2 separate regions of the Homo sapiens genome follow, and region 2 is linked to region 1. Evidence: chromatin loops called from intact Hi-C (ENCODE). Cell type or tissue: GM12878. All regions are shown on one strand. Each heading gives the region's core, and the rest is flanking DNA. Links, peaks and the distances in the headings are about the cores only.

Region 1 (11,293 bases), core at 1,029-9,028:
CACAAGCAGTGTAGCCAGAGGACTTCAGTTTGAATCTTGACTTTACCACTTAGTTTGTGTTCCCTTGAAAGAAGAGCCTGAGAAAAAGACTTACTGGCTGATAGGTTATTTGGGAGATGAACCAAAAAGCAGAAGTGAGAGAATGGGAAAAGTGAGACAGAGAAGGGAGTGAAGTTTCATTAAGTGGGTGATCCAGTTCCCCCTGCGGGCAGCTGGGCTTCAGCCCTGTGGGTGTCTTCTGAATGTACCTCACTGTTGTCCCACCAAAGGACAGGGAGCCTGAGACATGCATGCACCAACTTTCACCTGTTGTTAATTGAAGGTTGCTCCGTGAGCTTTAACTCCGGCAGGTCTGTGCTTGTGCCTCCATGCTGTTGAGCAGTCTCCCTTAGGTTTGCAAAGTCTCCGAGGAACAAAACAGAGCAGTGCCTCCACTCCCACTTGAGTCAGGTGCTGTGCATGCCACATAGACCTGCCCACCAGAGCCACAGTGCGGAGAGGGGTGAGCTGCAGAGCACCACGAAGGTCTGCTGTGGTCTGCCCCTTTTACCAGTGAGACTCCCTCATGCCCCATTAGATCTACTCTGTCACTGACCCTGCAGATTGGTGGCTGATTATGATCACTAAAAGAAATATCTAACAGGTGCAGTGGCTCACGCCTGTAATCCCAGCACTTTGGGAGGCTGAGGCGAGTGGATCATGAGGTCAGGAGATCGAGACCATCCTGGCTAACATGGTGAAACCCCGTCTCTACTAAAAATACAAAAAATTAGCCGGGTGTGATGGCGGGCGCCTGTAGTCCCAGCTACTCGGGAGGCTGAGGCAGGAGAATGGCGTGGACTCGGGAGGTGGAGCTTGCAGTGAGCCAAGATCGTGCCACTGCACTCCAGCCTGGGTGACAGAGCGAGACTCCGTCTCAAAAAAAAAAAAATTATATATATATAGATATATGTATATATCTCTGAAACAAGAGGGTTAAAATCCCTACCACTGCAGCTGGTCCTGAGCTCTTATTTCCATCCTTGACATTCATATGAGAATGCTCTAAGAGCCCTCAGTTGTGCTGGCAGTAGGGTGTTCTCTGGGTAGGGAAGGCAAGCCCGCATCTGGAGTGTTGGTTCTGCACCCTCCTTGTTAGCTGGCATTTGGCAGTGGCAGTAGTTAGGTCACCCTTCATAAGAAGGAGCCCATGCTGTTGGGCCTATGTAGAGCCTTCCTCTCTGTCACTCCACAGGCTCCATTGACGGGCCTGGTACTCCAGCCTTGGGAAGAAGCTGGCTGACAGCACTGACAAGCCATCCTGTCTGTCCTTGGGGTGTAGTTGAATGCCTCTTCTGTGGGAGGTGCCTTGTGTTGGGCATTCACATAAGATAAAGATTGGCACTTTGTGTTCCCTGCCTTAGGGCCGTCAGCGTGCCTCTTCTCCAGGCTTCTGGTCTCTTATTTCCTTTTTGGACCCTTTTAATACAAAAATTAGCCGGGCATGGTGGTACATGCCTGTAATCCTAGCTACTCGGGAGGCTGAGGCAGGAGAATGGCATGAACCCTGGAGGTGGAGGTTGCAGTGAGCCAAGATTGCGCCACTGCACTTCAGCCTGGGCGACGAAGCAAGACTCTGTCCCCCGCCGCCCACACACACACAAAAAAAATTAACCACACACCCACTTGCTTCTGTAGAGAAACCTAGAACTCCTGGTCTCAGAAATGTCATCCAGGTCTCGCTTTCAGGCTTTTTGATTATTCTGCAACTCCAGAAAAAGAGGCTGTTTAGTCCCACTCTCTTCCATTCAGACTGTCTCCTCTTAAGTTTTAAAGATACTATTATTTTTTCTTAATTTAAGCTTAGCGGATTTACTTCTGGTTTTGATCCCTCTCCAGTTTGGGTGCTTTAATTTTATTTATTTATTTATTTAGAGGTGGAGTCTCGCTCTGCTCTCTGCTAATTTTTGTATTTTTAGTAGAGATGGGGTTTCACAATGTTGGCCAGGCTGGTCTTGAATTCCTGACCTCAAGTGATCTACCCACCTTGTCCTCCCAAAGTGCTGGGATTACAGACGTGAGCCCCTGCGCCTGGCCCATTTGGGGTACTTTTAGATGCAGACGGTGGTTTGGGAACTTGCAGCTCCATATGGTATAGTGGGGAGAGCATGCCACAAGGTTTTCAGGTAATATGAGGTTTTCTCCTCATATTCTCTTACTACACTTCAATTCCTAACTTTATCTTCCAGCCTAATAATTTCTCTCTTGCACTACTGTCTTATGGTTTCAACTGTGAAAGGTAATTTCCAGTCTCGGTGTCACAGATACTCCAGTTTAACCTCTGATTATATCTTATGTATTCTTTCTTCCTTCCTTTTGTTTCTCCCTTCCCTGCTCTGTCTTTTATAGGGCAGGGGTTAGGGAACGTCTCATTGCCCCTTTTGTTTTTCTTTTTCCTCATTGCCTCTTTTTAAAATGATCTTTTTTTTATTTTTAAAAGATTATATATTGGCCAGGCACGGTGGCTCATGCCTGTAATGCCAACACTCTGGGAGGCCAAGGTGGGAGGATTGCTTGAGGCCAGGAGTTCGAGACCCCATCTCTATTTAAAAATACACACACACGTGTGTATGTGTGTGTATAAAGATTATGTAAGCAGCCTATTAATAAGTTCCTATATAAAATTTTAAACACTATGCACCAAAGCCTTTTAGTCCCTCTTCCCCACCCTTCACCCCATTGCCCTCCTCACCACCCTCCTTGCCCTCCATCCCACTGCCATCTTGGGGACCTCTGTTTCTTAGGTTATTGGTCTGTTTGTGTATTCCATTCCCTGTTGAGTTAATTTTTGTATTAATATCTTTATAGAAAATGATACTTTTTTTTTTTTTTGAGATAGAGTCTCCATCTGTCGCCCAAGTTGGAGTACAGTGGTGCCATCTTGGCTCACTGCACCCTTCGCCCCCCGGGTTCAAGCAATTCTCCTGCCTCAGCCTCCCAAGTAGCTGGGACTACAGGCGCCTGCCACCACACCTGGCTAAAGTTTTGTAGTTTTAGTAGAGATGGGGCTTCATCATGTTGGTCAGGCTGGTCTTGAACTCCCGACCTCAAGGCCGAACTGCCTTGGCCTCCCAAAGTGCTGGGATTACAGGCGTGAGCCACCACGCCTGGTCCATACAGTTATTCTTGATTTTCAGATTTATTCTTATAAAATTATGCCTAATGAGAATATCCCTCTCATAAAGTTAGTGTGAAGATTAAGGAATTTAACATATGAAGTATGTAGAACAGTGCCTGGCCTATAGAGCTCTAAGTGTTAACTATTATTTAATATTATTATGCTTGAATATTTATAATTATTTTTGGTAGGCCTCCTTGTACTTCGTATTATTTATTTGTTCTTTATTTTTGTGCTTAGACTTCCTAGGGATATTGAACTTTCTAGATAATTTCATGGGTCTTTTCAAAGAGCCAGCATTTTGGTTTTATAAATTAACTCCACTTTTTTGTTATATATTTAATAATTTTTGCTTTTAACATACTACCTTTTCTTCCTGCCTTTGGTACCCATTCTTCCATCTCGGTTACACATAATATTCTTCTATTTTTAAACATTTTTCTGTTGTTTCTGAGGATTTAGGAGCAGTAGGAACACATTTGTTTATTCTCCCAGCCTTAGTTAGAGCTGCTTGTATATTTTCAAAAGCTTCTTGCACCTCTGTCTCCTGATGGTCTGTAATTTTTCCAGCAACCCAGGATTTAAATCTGGGAACCACCTATGACAACTGCATCTCTGCTTTCTATCAGATCTAGAAGTTGCTAAATTTTATCAGCCCCCCCTCTATAATAGTTTTCTTCCACTTCCCTATTCTCATTGCCTCTTGGTTGGGATGGTTACTTCTTGTGTGAACTACTGTAATTACCCTTTGGCTTATCTACCTCACCCTGTCCCTTTCATCCCATGTAATGCTTCAAGAGTGATTTTTCTAAACCATGGTGCACTCACTTCTTTGCTCTGAAACCTCCAGTGATTTCTCCTTGTCTGCTGAGTAAAGTTCAGGCTACTTTACACTAGCATTTGAGAATCTTATGAATTAATTCCTGCCTACACTTAATCATTCTTTATTCCTTTGTTCTTTAGGAAAAATCGTAATTGGTAAGATAAACCAAATATAAAACTATATAGTAATGCTGTTTTTCAGTCTTACTGATCTCACTCTATTCCTTATCTTTACCATGCTTTTCTGACTTTGTGCTTTTGCCTCTGGATTTCCCAGTCTGGAATGCCTCTCTCACATCCTAGTATGTTGAAATCTGTCCATTATTCAAGTGTGAGCTTAGATGCCAACACTTTGATGAAGGCTTATCTGATCCCATTGCCTAGAATTAATCTTCTCTTCCCATGTCTTTGGATTTGAACTGCAGCTTCTGTGCTCTGTTACTAGTCATTCCATTTTCGATAGTCTACCAGTAACTTCTGTGCCTTAGATCCACATTTACACTGGCTTGTCAGGATTGGTCAGTGAATCAAATAGGTAGTAAGTATAAGCTTCTAGAACTACACTCTCCGATATGGTTGTCATTAGCCACTTGTATTTTGACTACTGAGTAGCCACATATGGTTAGTGGCTACTTTATTGAGTAACATAGAGACTTTCATGATTGCAGAAAGTTATTTTGAGCAGTATCTAGAACAATGCCTGGCAAATAATAGACACCAGGGAATGTTGTTCCTAGGTATCACATCCTCATAGTAGACACTCAGTAAATATTAGTTTAACTTTCCTTTCCTCATCTGAATTTTATTAGCGTTTACCTGTGCCATTTAAAAAGTAACAGTTTATGGCAGCTAACACAGTGTATGAACAATAAATATATTTTGGGTGAGTAAGTAAATACTACGAAGCATCCAGAAAGCATCTTGCTCTCTTTTGGGGTGGGGAGAGTAGGGGAGTGGAAGTTAAAAAAAATTCACTACTCAGGCCGGGTGCAGTGGCTCATGCCTGTAATCCCAGCACTTTGGAAGGCCGAGGTGGGTGGATCACTTGAGGTCAGGAGTTTGAGACCAGCCTGGCCAATATGGTGAAACCCCATCTCTACTAAAAATACAAAAATTAGCCAGGCATGGTGGTGCATGCCAGTAATTCCAGCTCCTTGGGAGGCTGAGGCAGGAGAATGGCTTGAACCTGGGAAGCGGAGGTTGCAGTGAGCTGAGATAGCGCCACCGCACTCCAGCCTGGGTGACAGAGCGGACTCCATTTCAAAAAAAAAAAAACAGTTCATTGCTCAATAAGTGAATATTTCCAGGATGCTTAAATTAAACAGGGTAGACTAAGCAGCTAAATAAAGGTGGTCTTATCTACTGCTTTTCAAATTTAGTGTACGCGCATGTCACCTGGGGGTCTTGTTAGAAGATTCTAATTCAGCACGGTCTGGGATTCTGCATTTCTAGCCAGCTTGCAAGCTAGCCAGCTCTGCCCAGTGAGGGTGTAATTCACTAGATTGGCTACTTAAACCCATTTTAACATTTCCTAGTCTTTAGAACTAGTCCTTTAATTTAGCTCAAAGTTTTGTTGTTGTTGTTGTTGTTTTGAGACAGGGTCTTGCTCTGTTGCCCAGGCTGGAGTGCAGTGGCATGATCATGACTCACCACAGCCTTGAACTCCTGGGCTCAAGTGATCCTCCTGCCTCAGCCTCCTAAAGTGCTGAGATGGATTACAGGCATGAGCCACCACACCTGGCCTAAAGTTCTCCTTTTTGAGGTGATAATTTTTAAAGACAGCCCTTATATGTTCAGGAAATATAAGCCTGTTTTTACATAAAGTAGGTGCATTGTTCAGTACCAATATGAGAAAGAATTATGAATACAGCTTTATATTATTAGATTTCTTATGTCATAATATAAAAAACCGGTAAACTTAGCGCTGAACTATTCATGATAGTTGAAAGTTTTAAGCTAATTCAAAATATGAAATAAACCAGAAATATTTTGGAAAGAAGAGGTTTTAAGTATATTCAGGTCCTCCATTTTATGATGTGAGTCTAAATTTCTGTTCTCTGATGTCTAGAAATCACAAAAGGATGGTGATTTTGGGAACGAAGTTCTTGAGCTAGCACTGTCAGTAGTAACTGGCCGTTACTGTAAGATCTAGAGATATATTTTTAGATGCCATTATACTTACAAAGAACTGTTAGAGTGCATTTTATGGTTTTATGGTTGGTTTAATTCCCCAAATATATTGCCCTTAGCAAGTTATTACTATTTTTTATTTCTTAAATTTATTTATTGAACATTTTTATTCCTTTGTTTAGAAATGTGCTAGACAGTGGCAATTACATTGCTGCAAGATAAGTAAAAAAATCAGCTGACTAAGCTTTATAAGAGGAGGAATCATGTCTCTTTTATTTACCGTTGGATAGTCACTACATGGCACATAACCAAGTCATCATTAAGTCATTTTTGAGTGAACATTGCTCAAGATCTGCAAAGCAGCTGTGATGTGTGCGGGGTGTACTGGAAGTTGAACGGGACTCCTCAAGCAGCCTAATGAGTTGGGATTGAGGATTGCATACACAAGGGAACTCGCAGATCAAGTCCTGAAGAGAACATTGTAGTTACTCTGGCAAAGAACAACGAAGACACAAAAGCTGTGCAGAGTAATGGAAGCCTGGAAGGAGTGCCTGTGAAGGGAGAGCGGCTGCACTGACTTTGGTAGAGTTGGAGCATCGTAAGGGTATGGAGGAGAGGGGAGGAGAGTAGTAGAGGTCTCAGCAGTTGTCAGATGACAAAAAGTCTTGCGTTACTAATTTTATCGTATGAAATGAGGATATTTTTTAGGTTTTTAAGCAGAGAGAATGGCAAGGTCATTTGGTTTTAGAAGTTAGTCCGAGCTAGGCATGGTGACAGATGCCTGTACTGGACAAGCTGAGGCAGGAGGATGGCTTGAGCCCAGGAGCTGGAAGCTGCAGTGAGCAGTGATCACATCACTGCAGTCCAGCCTGGGCAACAGAGCAAGACCTTGCCTTTAAAAAAGAAAAGTCTGAAATACCCCTCACAACTGTTAAAAAAAAAAAAAAGTTCTTTCAAGCACACGTGGAGTGTTTTATGAAAGTGACCATTTACTAGGCTATACAGCAAGTTCTTATACATTTCAAATAAAATCAACCATGTTTTCTGGCGAGAAAGCATGTAGGAAGTGAATAACAAACTGTACACATTGGGAAATTTAAAAACACACTTCTGTAAATCCCACAGATTAAATATAAAATAATCAATTTAGTGAACACCTAGAACAAAACAATAGAGAAAATAACAGCCTGAGCAAAATAGTGAGACCCTGCGTCTACAAAAAAAAATAAAAATTAGCCCGGCACAGTGGTGTCCCCCTGTAGCCCCTACTCAGAAAGCTGAGATGGGAGGATTACTTGAGCCTGCAAAGTTGAGTCTGCAGTGAGCCATGATAACACCATTACACTCTAGCCTGGACTACAGAGCGCAAGACCTTATTTCAAAGAAAAAGAAACTTAGGACATATTAAAACGTGTGTGAAACCCTGAAGCCTTAAATATTCATATTTGAAAAGAAGATTTTAATACTAATAAGCTAATCTAAGTTAGGGAAAGAGCATGGCAGTAAATTCAAGTGAAGTAAAATAGAGAATACAGATAAAAGCTAACAATTCTAGAGTTCTTACTCTATTCCAAGCACCGTTCCATGTTCTTTACAAAGGTTATCTCATTTAATCTTCACAAAGCCATATGAGGAGGGTATTGTTATTATGTGCACTTTACACAAGAGGAAACTTAGGCACAGAGAGAAACTTATCCAAGCCTCTAGCTAATAAATGTGATAGAATTGGGGCTTGAAATGATGAATTTTTTAAAAAAAGATACATTGAAGAGGATTAACAGAGCTGAAAGTTGTTTTTTATGAAAGGCTAATAAACTATTTGAAAGATTGATCAAGAAAAAATATAAAGTACAAATAATACTGAGGATATAAAAGGAAGATACAGAAGAAAGTCTTAAAAATAAAATATCTTGAATCACTTTATACCAATAAATTTTACAATTTAAACGTCAATTTTCTAGAAAATTATAACAATGAAAATTGACACAGAGTAAATAGAAAACCTGGATATTTCTGTAACTGTTAGAGAAATTGGATTTGTAATTAAAAGAACCACCCACTTTCATATATTCAGAGATAAGCCTTTGGCCCAGATGATCTTTTTTTCTAAGAAAAAAAAAAACAGGCCTCTTCAGAGACTTCATTTATTATATGAAGAATTAGTGAAAACTTTGTCCCACCATTTTAGGCTATTTTTACATTAGAAAAAATACTGCACATTTATGAAAATTTACTAGGGGCAAATTTCAACTTATCTGTAAAATAGTAATGCCAACTGTGGAGATGGCACTGTAAACCAAAAGGCACAATGACTAAAGAAACTACTGAAAATTTAACAATTATCTCTTCATTATCCTTCCTTATTGGGGAACCTGCCCCGATAGTCATGTAGGTTCTTTTCTATTTTCCGTAAGTGTTGGCTGGTTAGAGAAATAAAGGGACAGAGTACAAAAGAGAGAAATTTTAAAGCTGGGCGTCCGGGGGAGACATCACATGTCGGTAGATTCCGTGATGCCCCACAAGCCGTGAAACCAGCAATTTTTTATTAGTGATTTTCAAAAGGGGAGGGAGTGTGCAAATAGGTGTGGGTCACAGAGATCACGTGCTTCACAAGGTAATAGAATATCACAAGGCAAATGGAGGCAGGGCGAGATCACAGGACCACAGGACGGGGCGAAATTAAAATTGCTAATGAAGTTTCGGGCACCATTGTCATTGATAACATCTTATCAGGAGACAGGGTTTGAGAGCAACCAGTCTGACCAAAATTTATTAGGCGGGAATTTCCTTGTCCTAATAAGCCTGGGAGCGCTATGGGAGACTAGGGCTTATTTCATCCCTACAGTCTCGACCATAGAAGACGGCCACACCCAAGGGGACCATTTCAGAGGCCCACCCTCAGGGGCACATTCTCTTTCCCAGGGATGTTCCTTGCTGAGAAAAAGAATTCAGCAATATTTCTCCTATTTGCTTTTGAAAGAAGAGCAATATGGCTCTGTTCCGCCCGGCTCACCGGCGGTCAGAGTTTAAGGTTCTCTCTCTTATTCCCTGAACATTGCTGTTACCCTGTTCTTTTTTCAAGGTGCCCAGATTTCATATTGTTCAAACACACGTGCTCTACAATTTGTGCAGTTAACGCAATTATTACAGGGTCCTGAGGTGACATACATCCTCCTCAGCTGACAGGATTAAGAGATTAAAGTAAAGACAAGCATAGGAAATCACAAGGGTATTGATTGAGGAAGTGATAAGTGTCCATGAAATCTTCACAATTTGTGTTTAGAGACTGCAGTAAAGACAGGCATAAGAAATTACAAAAGTATTAATTTGGGGAACTAATAAATGTCCATGAAATCTTCACAATCCATGTTCTTCTGCCATGGCTTTAGCCAGTCCCTCCGTTTGGGGTCCCTGACTTCCCGCAACACTTCCTGCTCCAAGATTTGCTATGATGAGTTTTCCAAATGTTAACGACCTGGAAAAGCTCATTGTCTTTAAGACGTATCCCTTCTGAGTCTTGTGATTTGGTGGTTTCTTCATCCAAAACGTATCATCCTCTATAAAACTCCCTGATCCTCAGATTTAACTTTTCAGTTTCTTTTTCCAAGTTCTCATCAGTGGTTTAATGGCTGTATCTGAGCACCTAAAAGGTAAAGACTCTTCCAAGCTGTTGAGACTCCCTCCAGGCAGGGGAATGACTATCTGGGTCTGAGATTATGTCATTAAGTTCTTTTTTTTTCTTTTTCTTTTTTTTTTTTTTTCTTTTTGAGACAGAGTCTCCCTCTGTTGCCCAGGCTGGGATGCAGTGGTGCAACCTCCACTCCCTGCAACCTCAGCTGCTTGGGTTCAAGCAGTTCTCCTCAGCCTCCCAAGTAGCTGGGATTACAGGCACCTGCCTCCACGCCCAGCTAATTATTGTATTTTTAGTAGAGACAGGGTTTCACATCAGGTCTCGAACTCCTGACATCAGGTGATCAACCTGCTGGGATTACAGGCGTGAGCCACCACACCCTGCGTCGCTAAGTTTTTTAACCAGAGAGGCTTCAGGTTTCAGACACACAGAAGCATAATTCTGGCCATACAAAAACCTCAGTTTCTTCTGTCTTCCACCCAATCAAAGTCTCCTTCAAAACTTTAAGTAAGTTTCTATTTGCCACTTCAGGACACACCTGCACTGAACTAGACACTGACTTAGAAACTTGGTTTGATTTGGCAAATTTTCTGTTAAAATGCTCCATACTTTTCTTATGCCTATTAGAGTTATTTCTGACCTACTGTATTTACTTTCAGAATTTTCTGAAGCTATAATCTTTCAGGAAATAGTACTATTTTTTGAAATAGTATTTCTATTTTTTGAAAATAGTATTTCTATTTTTTGAAATAGTACTTTTCAAAAAAGTACTATTTGAAGAACTCTTGAGTATTTACTTTCTGTAAAGGAAGTTCACATGTGGCAGCTTTCTCCTGAGTATCTAATTTGCAATTGCCTAACTGCTCAGTGACATCCACTACTGTCTGTTCTTTGTGTTTGGCATTAGCTTTGAGACCAGCTTTCTTTTTCATTATGCTTTTTTGGTGCAGCTGTCGTCTAATACTTGTTGAATTTGGTCTGTTTCCTGGTAGAATGGAGGAAACAAAGTCTTGCTCATTATCACTGCTGCTGTCATTATGAGTGCTGGAAGAACAATTGCTAGAAGATTCATATTGCTTTTCAAACTGGCTAGGATTGTTGATATCTGATGTTTTAATGGCTTTACTGCATAACTATTTCTTTTCCAGAATGGCCACTTTGCCCTTCCTTTAGCAGTTGAAAATCTGGATGCCTCTCACCGTACTGGAGTTTTGGGAATTTGTGCTTCAAAAAACTCAGATGCTTCATAACAAAAATTGCTGCAAAAAGACTTTCTTTCAGTAATATCATAGACTTTATTGGTTTTGAAATTTTATATTTAATTCCCAGCTTCTTGTGACATAAAGGATAACCACAGAGTTTGACAATAGAATGTTCATTCACTACATCGTTGTAGTGAGCAGGTGTAATGAACTTCCCCTTTTAGAAGCATCTTCTTGTTTCAAAGTACTTGTCTGTTTAGTACCTGTGGCATTTCGAGAATGGTGGGAGCCCTGGCCCTCTGCAGCCCAGGGCAGTCAGCCATGGGAGAGAGTAGTCTGCGGGTCTGGACC
Region 2 (11,293 bases), core at 1,749-9,748, 87 kb before region 1:
GCGAGGCTGATATTTGTGATTTGGCTCCGGACGCTGTGGGGAGGAACAGGGGAGAACAAAATGAGTTTCGGGCGGGGGTCGAGTGAGAGGAGCAGCCGGCCCGCCCCCGAGTCCCCGCGGGAAGGGGCCCTGGCCCCCGAGCTCCCGGAGCTGCTTCACCTGTTGTCCTGCGCGGCCTCCGCTCCGTGGCCTGGTGATTCCGTACTTCAGTTTTGGAAAACTTTCTGCTGGATTGCCTGGACCCTTTTTTCTCTTTCCAGACTCCTAGTGGAAAGATTTGGCAAGGAAAAAAAAATGAGCTTGCGTCAGGGAAGAAAAATAATATGCTGTGTGTTAGGGTCTGGCGTTTGAGCGTGGTACTCTTTCATGCTCTCAGATGTTTTAATTTGGTCAAACTCCTGCAGGTTTTCTCTTTTAAGCGGTTAACAAACTGTTCAGAGTACATAGTATGAACTTGGCACCTGTGTTACGTCATTTAATCCTTACAACGATTCTGGTTTATTGTATTCCTCATTGTTTTAGGGGAAGAAACCGAGTCGCAAAGAGGTTAACTAACTTGTCTAAGGGAGCTGGGATTTGAACCCAGGAACATCGTATTCTGGCAAACGAATTAGGAAGAAAAAAAACCAAAACTGTTTGCAAACACTTTTACGTTTAGGAACATTTTTCAGTTACTCTTACTTGAAATTATCGCTATTTTGTTGCTGGAGTTGAAAACAACTACTTTATTGTATTTACTTGTGAGAGGAGTTAAACTTTGAATTAGAGTGTAACTTAATGCGTCTCATTGTTTTCAGTTGTTGAAATAAAGAATGTGAACCAGAATTATTTAGATTTTTAAATTTGAAGCTAAAATATGGGCAATTCTCTGATCTAGGAATGGGGTGAGTGTATGAAAGGCCGATTGAAATGTAGAATGCGTTTTTAGTAGAACCAGACTCAGTTCTTGTTTAATTTTTCCTCCATTTTCCGTGGAGCCCACTTTAAACTTTTTCTACTTTCTTCACTTCTCCCCACCCTTTACAGAAGAGGTTGAGGCACTTAGCAGGAGCTCCTTCATTAAATTCCTTCTGTTACTGGCTTCTTAACCTTCCGTCAAAGAGGGAGAATTTTTTTTTTTTTTTTTGTCTTTCTTATTAGTTAACACCTTGGGGTTTTTTTCCTTTCCTTCTAATTTTCCTGCTTAGTGGAGCGTGAGTTATTTTCTCTGTCGTATTTGGGTTCTTTAAAGTACAAATGTTCTTAAGATTTTTTCAGTTTACAAAAACCTTTTCTTAAGTCTGCTACTCCTTCAAGCTGTCTTGTTGCTGCTTTTCCTTTTCAAATCTTATTAACATTTTAAAAAGCTTGTTCGTAATAAAAGTAACACATGGTTGTTAATTGCGAACTAGCGCAACATTGAAATTAAAATTTAGTCATTCACAATCCATCTCTAGAGATTGCCAAGTGTAGTCTGCTTTTCCTGCCTTTGCCTGGTTGGTGGCTAGCCACTCATTTCTTAACCCCTTGTTATCTGGATTTCACCTTCACAAGGAACTATAACCTAATCAACACATTTAACTACCTTTTTCTAAGTCCTCTCCTTGAGTTTTCTGTAAGATTTAACATCGACTTCACATTTTCAGATGCCTCTCCTTGGGTTTCATTCATCTATACTCGCTGTATTCTAACACAGGGTCCAAGGCAGTAAGATACAACAGATCCTTCCCTCATGGAGCTTAAAGTCTAGTGGGGAAATACTTATTGAAAAATAAAGTCTCTAGTTAAATATAATTGTGATTTTAATTAAGGTGCAGAATATTATAAGAACTTCAAATGGAGACCTGATCTGGTGCTTGTGGTGGTGGGAGAATCTGGGAAAGATACCTTAAAATTGCTTTGTTGGAACCCAGGCAGATTGTGAAGGATGAGCAAGAGTTAACTATTAACTAGATGAAGAGGGGCCTTTTGTGACATTATACTGACTTTGTTCCTCTCCGCCACTTTTCTGCCTTCTGTTTCTTCTTTCCTCTTTAATATGCGTTCTCCAAGTTTCACTTTTCAGATCACTTTTCTCTATGTCTCTAGTCCCTTAGAATGATTGTTCAGACCTTTCTGTTGGAATAATTCTCAATTCTTTGTTTATGTGTCTTCTGAATCACGTTTTTTTGTTTGTTTGTTTTGTTTTTTCTTTTTTATTCAGTTGCTTTCTACATATCTGTACCTGATTGTTCTGAGCTGCTTTTCCTTAGCAAACTTGCCTCTTTGGTGTTCTTTATTTTTGTTGATGTCATACCAAACCCAAACCTTTTCCCATTTCATCATATCTTGTCTGTAGCCAACATCTGTTGATTCTGCTTTATGATATTGTAACTCTTCTGCTCTCTATTCTTGCTAACTGTGGGGCAATTCTGAATTCATATTGGTGTGAAGGTAGTAGTCAAATCATAAAACGAGTTGGGCAGCTTTCCTTCTTTTTCTCTTTTTCAGGATCATTTTAGACTGGGATTATCTGTTCCTTGAAAGTTTGGAAGACCTCCCCTATGTGACCATTTAGGCCTAGATCTTTTTTCTGGAGAGGACTTTGAGTAACACTTCAATTTCTTTAATAGCTGTTGGTTTGTGTCGATTTTCTGATTCTCATATGAATTTTAATGTTTCACATTTTTTTCAGGAATTTATTTTCAAATCTAGTGTTATTTGGCTTTCACGTAGTTCTCCCCCCACCACCCCGCGACTCCACCCCCACCCCCTAACTCTAAATCAAGTTCTCATCCCACCTGGACTAATGTTATGATTTTCTTGCCTTCACTTTTCTCCTTTATCTAATCTTATGTATTTCTGCCTAAATTAATCTGTAAGCCCAGTTCTTACCACTTCGCCACTCAGAAGTTTCCTAGGTCTTCCATTAAATGAAATATTTTCTGTGGTATTTGCCTCAGATTTACCTGTTTTTTTTTTTTTTTTTTTTTAATACCTTATTGTTTTTTCTTTCTTTCTTTCTTTCTTTCTTTTTTTTTTTTTTTTTTTTTTTGATACAGAGTCTCGCACTGTCGCCTGGGCTGGAGTGCAATGGCGTGAGCTCAGCTCATTGCAACCTCTGCCTCCTGGGTTCAAGGGATTCTCCTGCCTCAGCCTCCCAGGTAGCTGGGACCACGCCTGGCTAATTTTTGTATTTTTAGTAGAGGTGGGGTTTTGCCATGTTGGCCAGGCTGGTCTTAAACTCCTGACCTCAGTTGATCCGCTCGCCTCAGCCTCCCTGTGCTGGGGTTACACAGGTGAGGCACTGTGGCTGGCCTTTATAGCAGTTTTTATACAAATATTAGTTTCACTACTAGTTTGCAGGGTGGGTCTGTAACGGACTTTTCTTGCATATTAAAAGGAATAAATGGGGAAAGGCTCCTGTCTAGCCTAACAGTAGCTGTTGAACTGTCCTGATCTGACTATTGGATCTTAGGAGCAGCGAACCATGGAGAGAAAGGAAAATGGGTTTCCTATCACACTAAATTTTGAAGTAGGAACCATTTCTTTTCCTTTTCTACTTTCCCACCTTTTACTAGTTTTTAGGCTTTAGGATGTCTTTTTAACATCACAAGGTCCATATTGACCAAGTTGGACCAACTTTTTAACACAAGATTAAATGTTGACTTGCATTGAGTTATGTCCATTGTAAGATACACAGTAGTGTTACAGACCACTTAAAATATGCTTCTAGTTGTAAGAAGCCATTGATTGTAAGGTGCACCCCAATTCCGGAGATGCTAAAATATGAAAAATGGATGCATCTTAGAATTGATGAATAGTGTTTCTCTCCCTAATCAAAGCTCTTGGATGTGCCTGGAAATCCCCAGTAGTGTTTTTTGAAAAGAACACTAGTTAGGGGCATAGGGAGATCAGATGATCAGTAGACTCCATCTCAGGGTGGCCCCTGTGGTCCCTAAGCCAGTTCGTATGGGCAGTTTAATATATAACTAATGAGTAGACATTGAATAGATGAGTAAATTATCTTTGAGTATCTTTTATTTACTCTGATGTTGTAGACTTTGTTACTCTTTTATAGTTTTATATTTCTGATGAGCCTTCCTTTCTTATGGCACAGATTTGTTATACTGTTAAAGTCTGGAACAGTGGAGCTTGGCTCTTGATCCAGCTGTATATAATTGGCTGTTGACTTATGAAGGAGGACAGGAGTATGCTAGAGATAGGGATAAAATATTATAATCACATTTGCAGTTAGGGAGATTAGTTACATGTTGGAAAATCATTTTGAAGAAAGGAAGACTGAAGATGTTCAAACTTGTAGGAAGGTCTTTCTGGCCTAGCCCGGATTAAACCCATTTATGCCTAGTGTTCCACTATTGGAACGCTAAGCACGTGGGAGTTATTTATATCCTGCTCAAGGTCATCACCAAGGTCTGATTGCAAAAATTCAAAAAATTGCAGCCTCAGGCATAAATGGGTTAAGATGGTGGCAGATAATTAGGGCCTGGAATGGATAGGAGGCGATAACTAGCGTGGATGAGAGAAGGAATGGGATTGGCAAGAACAACTCCTGGATTTCTAGCTTGGAAAGCAGGGTAGATGTGGGTGACAGATATGAAAAATGAGGTGGGAGAGCTGGTTTGTAGAAGAAAATAGTATTGGATCACATGGAGTTTGAGATATCTGAAACAGCCAAGTAGGGATTTCCACTTGGCAGTTGTCTATATGGGTCTGGGGTTTGACAGAGGTTTGTGCTGGAGGTAGGCATTTGGGAGTCATTGCTGTATAGATTTTATATTCCAACAGTGGGAATTGGGTGGCTCTCTCAAGTGACTCTTGCTTACAAGTGACAGCCCTAACTCAAGTTAGCTTAAAGGAGGGAAAAGCTTCTCCCCACTAACCCCCATGATATTGAAAGGTCTAGAAATAGACATGGCTGGACCTAAGTGCTCAAATGATATAATTAATTGAGGTTGTCTTTTCTGTTCTTCACTTTTGTGGTCTCATTTCAGGCAGGTGCATATATCTGGCAGAGGAAGACATAGGTTATAGGTTATAGAATTACAGGTTATAGGTTATAGACCTCGTATCGAGAACTCCTTGTATGGTCTAGCAAAGAGCCTAAAACAGCATTGAGAATTTTTTTTCTTTCTTTTTGAGACGGAGTCTTGCTATGTTTCCCAGGCTGGAGTGCAGTGGTGCGATCTGGGCTCACTGCAACCTCCGCCTCCTGGGTTCAAGTGATTATCCTGGCTCAGCTTCCCGAGTAGCTGGGTTTAACAGGCGCCCGCCAATACGCCTGGCTCCTTTTTGTATTTTTAGTAGAGACAGGGTTTTGCCTCGTGGGCCAGGCTGGTCTCAACTCCTGACCTCAGGTGATCCTTCCGCCTTGGCCTCCCAAAGTTCTGGGATTACAGGTGTGAGCCACTGCGCCTGGCCAGTCTTGAGAAATTTCAACTTAAGGCCTGGGTAGAGAAGATAGACATTAAATAATTATCTAGTTGTAGTTATGTTAAGATCTACAAAAAGGAAGTCCAGGGAATGTTACAAGACTGATAAGGGAAGCTGGGCTGTTCAGGATGCGGGTACTTTGGAAGGCTTTCCTGAGAAAGGTAGCCCGCAGAGTGAGACCTTAGGCAAGAAAGGACAAGGAGACTGTTTTTGGAAGTATTCAGTAGTATTTATTTATTTATTTGAGACGGAGTCTCACTCTGTCGCCCAGGCTGGAGTGCAGTGGCGTGATCTTGGCTCACTGCAACCTCTACCTCCCGGGTTAAGCGATTCTCATGCCTCAGCCTCCCAAGTAGTTGGGGTCACAAGCGTGAGCCACCACGCCTGGCTAATTTTTGTATTTTTAGTAGAGACGGGGTTTCGCTGTGTTGGTCAGGCTGATCTCGAACTCCTGACCTCGTGATCCGCCCACCTCGGCCTCCCAAAGTGCTGGGATTACAGGCATGAGCCACTGCGCCCGGCCAGAAGTATTCGGTAAAGTGAGCAGTTTTTGCAGCTTTTTAAAAATTTTAAAGGCAATACATCTATTGTGGGTAATTTGGGAAGTATAAAAAGCCATAAAGAAGCAGCGGAATGATTAAGTTTCAGCTTCTAATTTTTTATAAATAATGTCTGATACTGGTTTTACTACTGAGTACCTATTCAATCACGGATGCCACACTAACCCAATCCGAATCTTCGTTTCTTTATCTTAAAAAATAGAAGGAACATGGTGAACTTTAAGATAATTTTTCTGCTTAAAAAAAGAAAAAGAAAGAAAATATCTTGACTTGCAGCACAGTTAGCTGCCGAAATTGAAGGTCATATAATGCTTTTGGTCCTAATGACATCACTGGACTTCTGACTTTTGGCTGAAGAATCACGCCAGCCTTGGCAGTCCTTGCAAGTACCAAAGGGAGTATGGCTTATGCCTGCGGTGCCCTTCCCGTATCCTGCTTTCTTACCTCCTTTTTTGAGCATTAATTTTTTTTTCTTTAGCCTTTGGGTAAAGTATCAAAATGTTGAGAAGATAGACTCTCAATTTTGAAGGTGAGAAATCTGTAGGAGACTTGGATAGTTGTTTTTTTTTTTTTTTTTTTGAGACGGAGTCTCGCTCTGTCGCCCAGGCTGGAGTGCAGTGGCGCATGTTGGCTCACTGCAAGCTCTGCCTCCCGGGTTCACGCCATTCTCCTGCCTCAGCCTCCTGAGTAGCTGGGACCACAGGAGCCCGCCACCACGCCTAGCTAATTTTTTCTATTTTTTAGTAGAGACAGGGTTTCACCGTGTTAGCCAGGATGGTCTCAATCTCCTGACCTCGTGATCCTCCCGCCTCAGCCTCCCAAAGTGCTGGGATTACAGGCGTGAGCCACCACATCTGGCTGACTTGGATAGTTTTGATACTGTTTTATGTATATTAAGATTTGTAGGTAGTTTTCTTACTAGTAATTAAAATGCTTTGTAATGTATTTCAAGAGTATAGGGTCTTGAGTGTTTTAAATTTGTATATAAGAATGTTTTAGATTCCTGGCTAAAAGAAGCTCTTGTTAGAAAATATTAAAGTAAAGGCTGTTAAATTTTGGTGAGGCTCTTAATGTCTGCATTTTTCAAGAATCATTTAAAAATGTCATGAAATAAAAATATTTCAGTGGTAACTGTTCAGAAGTATCTTAAATGTATACCAAATCAATGAAATATAATCGCTGGGTGACAGATTATTCTTCCTTCATTTTATAATCTTTTATTTAATAAAAATGTGGGGGAAAAATTGCATGTTGAAGTTGTACGTGTATATTTTAGCAAAAACTGTTAATCTTTCTGAAGTACTGCTTTGGTCATCATCCCTATTTGTTAAATATTTTTCCCTGTTTTCTTATTTGCTTACAATAGAAAATCCAGAATATCTTGGACTGGTCTCCTGCTCTGGCCAAGTCAGCCTTTTCTGCTTTGCTTCCTTTCCTACTATTTTATCAGCCTAAGTCACGTAAATATCCGATTCAGGTTTGGGTTCAGAATCCTTAGACCTCTACTGTCCACTACAATAGATAGCCACTACCACATGTGGCTGTTGAAGACTTGAACTGTGGCTAGTCTAAGTGTGAATTACGTACCAGATTTTGAAGATAGTACCAAAAGATGTAAAATATCTCATTATGCTTTTAAAATATTGGTTATATAGTGAGATGATACTGTTAGGGATACATTGGATTAAAGAAATATATTAAAACTGATTTTGGCCGGGCATGGTGGCTCATGCCTGTAATCCCAGCACTGTGGGAGGATTGCTTGAGCCCAGCAGCTTGAGACCAGCCTGGGTAACGTGGTGAGACCTTGTCTCAGTTAAAAAAACAAAACTGATTTCACAGGATTCTTTTTACTTTTTAAATGTGGCAACTAGAAAGTTTAAAATTACACGTCATATTGGACAGTACTGCCTTTGACTTTCCTTTCCCTGGTTCTTTGCCCATCAGAATGCTTTAAAATCTAGTATAAATCCTTGGCCAGGTGCTGTGGCTCACGCCTGTAATCCCAGCACTTTGGGAGGCCGAGGCGGGAGGATCACGAGGTCAGGAACTCGAGACCAGCCTGACCAACATGGTGAAACCCCATCTCCACTAAAAATACAAAAATTAGCCGGGTGTGGTGGCACGCCTGTAATCCCAGGTACTCAGGAGGCTAAGACAGGAGAATCACTTGAACCTGGGAGGTGGAGGTTGCAGTGAGCCGAGATTGCACCATTGCACTCCAGCCTGGGCGACAGAGTAAGACTCTGTCTCAAAAAAAAAAAAAAAAAAAAAAGAATATTCCTCTCTCTCCTATGAAGCCCTCCTCAGTGGTCCAAGCCTCATAGTTGGCTCTTTGCTGCATCATTATTTGAAGATAATCTTTTGGTATATTAGATTTCTTTACTACAAACCTTCTCAGAACTTTTAATATGCTAATACACATGGTGAAACTCTAGTATAGTTTCCCTAACTACGTATTACCATAGAACTGTGTGTTTTCTGTTAACAGAAGTTACACATATTTGTGGTTGAAATTTCAAACAATACAGAAATGAAGTAATGAAAGTCTTCTGTAATCATGCTTCACCTGTGCCCCAAGATTGCCACTGTTGAAAGTATAGAGCTAGAAAAAATTTTCTTTTCTGTTGCCTTCTTTCTTTTTTTCTGTCCCCATTTCCTAAAATGGGGTCATACGATACATCCTTATCTTTAAATTTATTTTCACTGAATATATAGGGGGATTCTTTTTATGTCAGTAAATTTCAATTTCCTCATTCTTTTTTTTTTTTTTGAGGGAAGGTCTTGTTCTGTTGCCCAGGCTGCAGTGGTGCTGTGGTGCAAACAGCTCACTGCAGCATCCAACTCCTGGGCTCAAGCAATCCTCCCATCTCAGCCTCCTGAATAGCTGGGACCAGAGGTGCATGCTACCATGCCCAGCTAATTAAAAAATTTTTGTGTGTGTGGAGGTGGGATCTCACCATGATGCCTAGGCTGGTCTCGAACTCCTGGGCTAAAGTGATCCTCCCACCTAGGCCTCCCAAAGTGCTGAGATTACAGGTGTGAGGTGTTGTGCGCAGCCTTAATCATCTCATTCTTTATAGTAGTTAAGCAGTTATTCCATTTTCTGATTATACCTTAATTTTACTTACCAGTTTCGTGTTAATGAATAATTAGATTATTTCCATTTTTTTCTTTTGCATTGCAAATATGCTGTGGTGTTTGTACATATCCTTTGAGACTGTTTTTATTTTATGAAATGAATTCTTAGAAATGCATTTACTATAAGAGAAGCCGTGCAGATTGGATGGAAAGTGCCAAGCCACCCTGCAAAATCTTCGTAACCATTCATATTCCAGCCAACAGTATTTGAATATGTTCTCTCCTCCCAACATAATCATATCAGTCTTTTTTTTTTTTTTTTGAGACGGAGTCTCGCTCTTTCACCCAGGCGGGAGTGCAGTGGCGCTATCTCTGCTCACAGCAAGCTCCGCCTCCTGGGTTCATGCCATTCTCCTGCCTCAGCCTCCCGAGTACAGGCGCCCGCCATCACACCTGGCTAATTTTTTTTTGTATTTTTAGTGGAGACGGGGTTTCACCGTGTTAGCCAGGATGGTTTTTTTTTTTTTTTTGGAGACCGAGTCTTGCTCTGCTGCCAGGCTGGAGTGCAGTGGTGCCATCCTGGCTCACTGCAGCCTCTGCCTCCCGGATTCAAGTGATTCTCCTGACTCAGCCTCCGGAGTAGCTCAGACAACAGGTGCACGTCACCATGTCCAGCTAATTTTTGTATTTTTAGTAGAGACAGGGTTTCACCATGTTGGTCAGGATGGTCTTGATCTCGTGACCTCGTGATCCGCCCGCCTTGGCCTCCCAAAGTGCTGGGATTACAGGCGTGAGGCACCACGCCCGGCCATATCAGTCTGTTTTTATCTTTGCCAGTTTGCCAGCTGAAAAAACATTCATGATATAAGGTTTCTTTGCTGTTGTATGAATATTAAAAAACAAAAAATTTTAAGTTTCATTTGTCTTATACTCTCAACTTGTTATACGCTCCTTTGATTTTTGTGCTAAAATATTTCGTATTGCTAACAGTACACATGCATGCTTTGTACAAAGTAAATGTTCAGATATTTGTATCTGTTCATGGCAAAGGCGTCCAGAATATGCTACTGCAACATAAAAATTATTTGGAAACCTGGTGGCTCATGCTTGTAATCCCAGCACTTTGGGTGGCGGAGGCAGGAGGATCACTTGAGCCTAGGAGCTCTAGACCAGCCTGGGCAATATGTTGAGACTCTGTCTCTACAAAAATTTAAAAATCAATGAGATGTGGTGGTATGCACTTGTAGTCTCAGCAACTCAGGAAGCTGAGGTGGGGGGATCGCTTGAGCCCAGGAGTTCGAGACTGCAGTGAGCCATGATCTTACACTGCACTCCAGCCTGAGTGACAAAGCAAGACCCTGTCTCAAACAAACAAAACATATATTTTAATCTGGAAACATTTGAGAATAGCTTTTTTTTCCTCCTGAACTCCCTTGTCTGCCTAAAACTAGATCCTCCCCCAAAGAACTCAATTGTCATAACTTCCAGTTGTCATAAATCCCTTCCTTGGGAGTTTTGCAAGCAGGGAAGATGGTCTCTTGTCGCTGGAGAGAATTTGGCACCACACCTAAACAGACATTGTTATAAACTATCCTATGTCCAACTGTTGTCCTAAGGGTCCATTTGTCTTTCCTACATGTTACTTGTTTTCCTGCAACAGCCCATTGTTCTTTTCTAGTTCCAGTTCCCCTAGTAAGATGGTACACATGCCCCAAATTCGGACAGCCCCCTTGGGTCACATTTTTCTGTGAATTATTCTACATATGTGAATCAAATCTGTCATTTCTCTTGCAGATGTGTTCTTTGTCAGTTTAATTTATCAGACCTCAATTACTGAACCTAAGAGGGTGTAGGAAGTTTTTCTTCTCTGACAATGGCCAAATTGATATTTTTCTGGCTGTAAGGGCAAGGGATAATAATAAAGTAACGTTTTTCTAAGAATAAATATAAATATCTTAAATATAAAGAGCGTGAGTAAAGTTTCTTTAAAGTACATTAAAAAAACTGTTATCCAAAATGAAACATTTGTTAAAAGAAGTGGATTATGCTATTAAAGATGTGCCCCCCACCCCCATGTGTTTGTTCCTATCGTAGTAATGCTGATTGTTAATGGATGGCATAGTAACTTTAATTGTGTTCACAGGCCTTTGTTCTTAAAATTATGCACTCTTCCCTGTTTTTTCTTAGCATTTTATCAATTTGCATAGAAGAGAAAATGATTTGTAACAGGTTTCTCTGGT

The links. A loop is a pair of places that touch in the nucleus more often than their neighbours do. Peaks named below come from ENCODE experiments on the same cell type or tissue, not always from the same donor. Only the 100,000 strongest peaks of a DNase experiment are listed, where the experiment ranks them.
Region 2: it touches region 1 in a loop (2.9-fold over the local background); 4 of 110 quality-filtered maps call a loop at or near these places.

Annotation. Positions count from the first base shown.
Region 1 is chr10:86,845,079-86,856,371 of GRCh38, forward strand. All of the region lies in intron 2 of BMPR1A (bone morphogenetic protein receptor type 1A), which reads left to right. It also overlaps the pseudogene RPAP2P1. Among named protein-coding and RNA genes, the nearest start is that of BMPR1A, 94 kb to the left of the region's middle. RefSeq lists a silencer at 4,442-4,491 and an enhancer at 10,814-11,293. In GM12878, for the core only: no CTCF peak of the experiment used is centred there; a DNase peak (open chromatin) is centred at 4,553.
Region 2 is chr10:86,757,259-86,768,551 of GRCh38, forward strand. All of the region lies in intron 1 of BMPR1A (bone morphogenetic protein receptor type 1A), which reads left to right. Among named protein-coding and RNA genes, the nearest start is that of BMPR1A, 6.3 kb to the left of the region's middle. In GM12878, for the core only: no CTCF peak of the experiment used is centred there; no DNase peak of the experiment used is centred there; H3K4me3 peaks cover 1,356 bases; H3K27ac peaks cover 723 bases.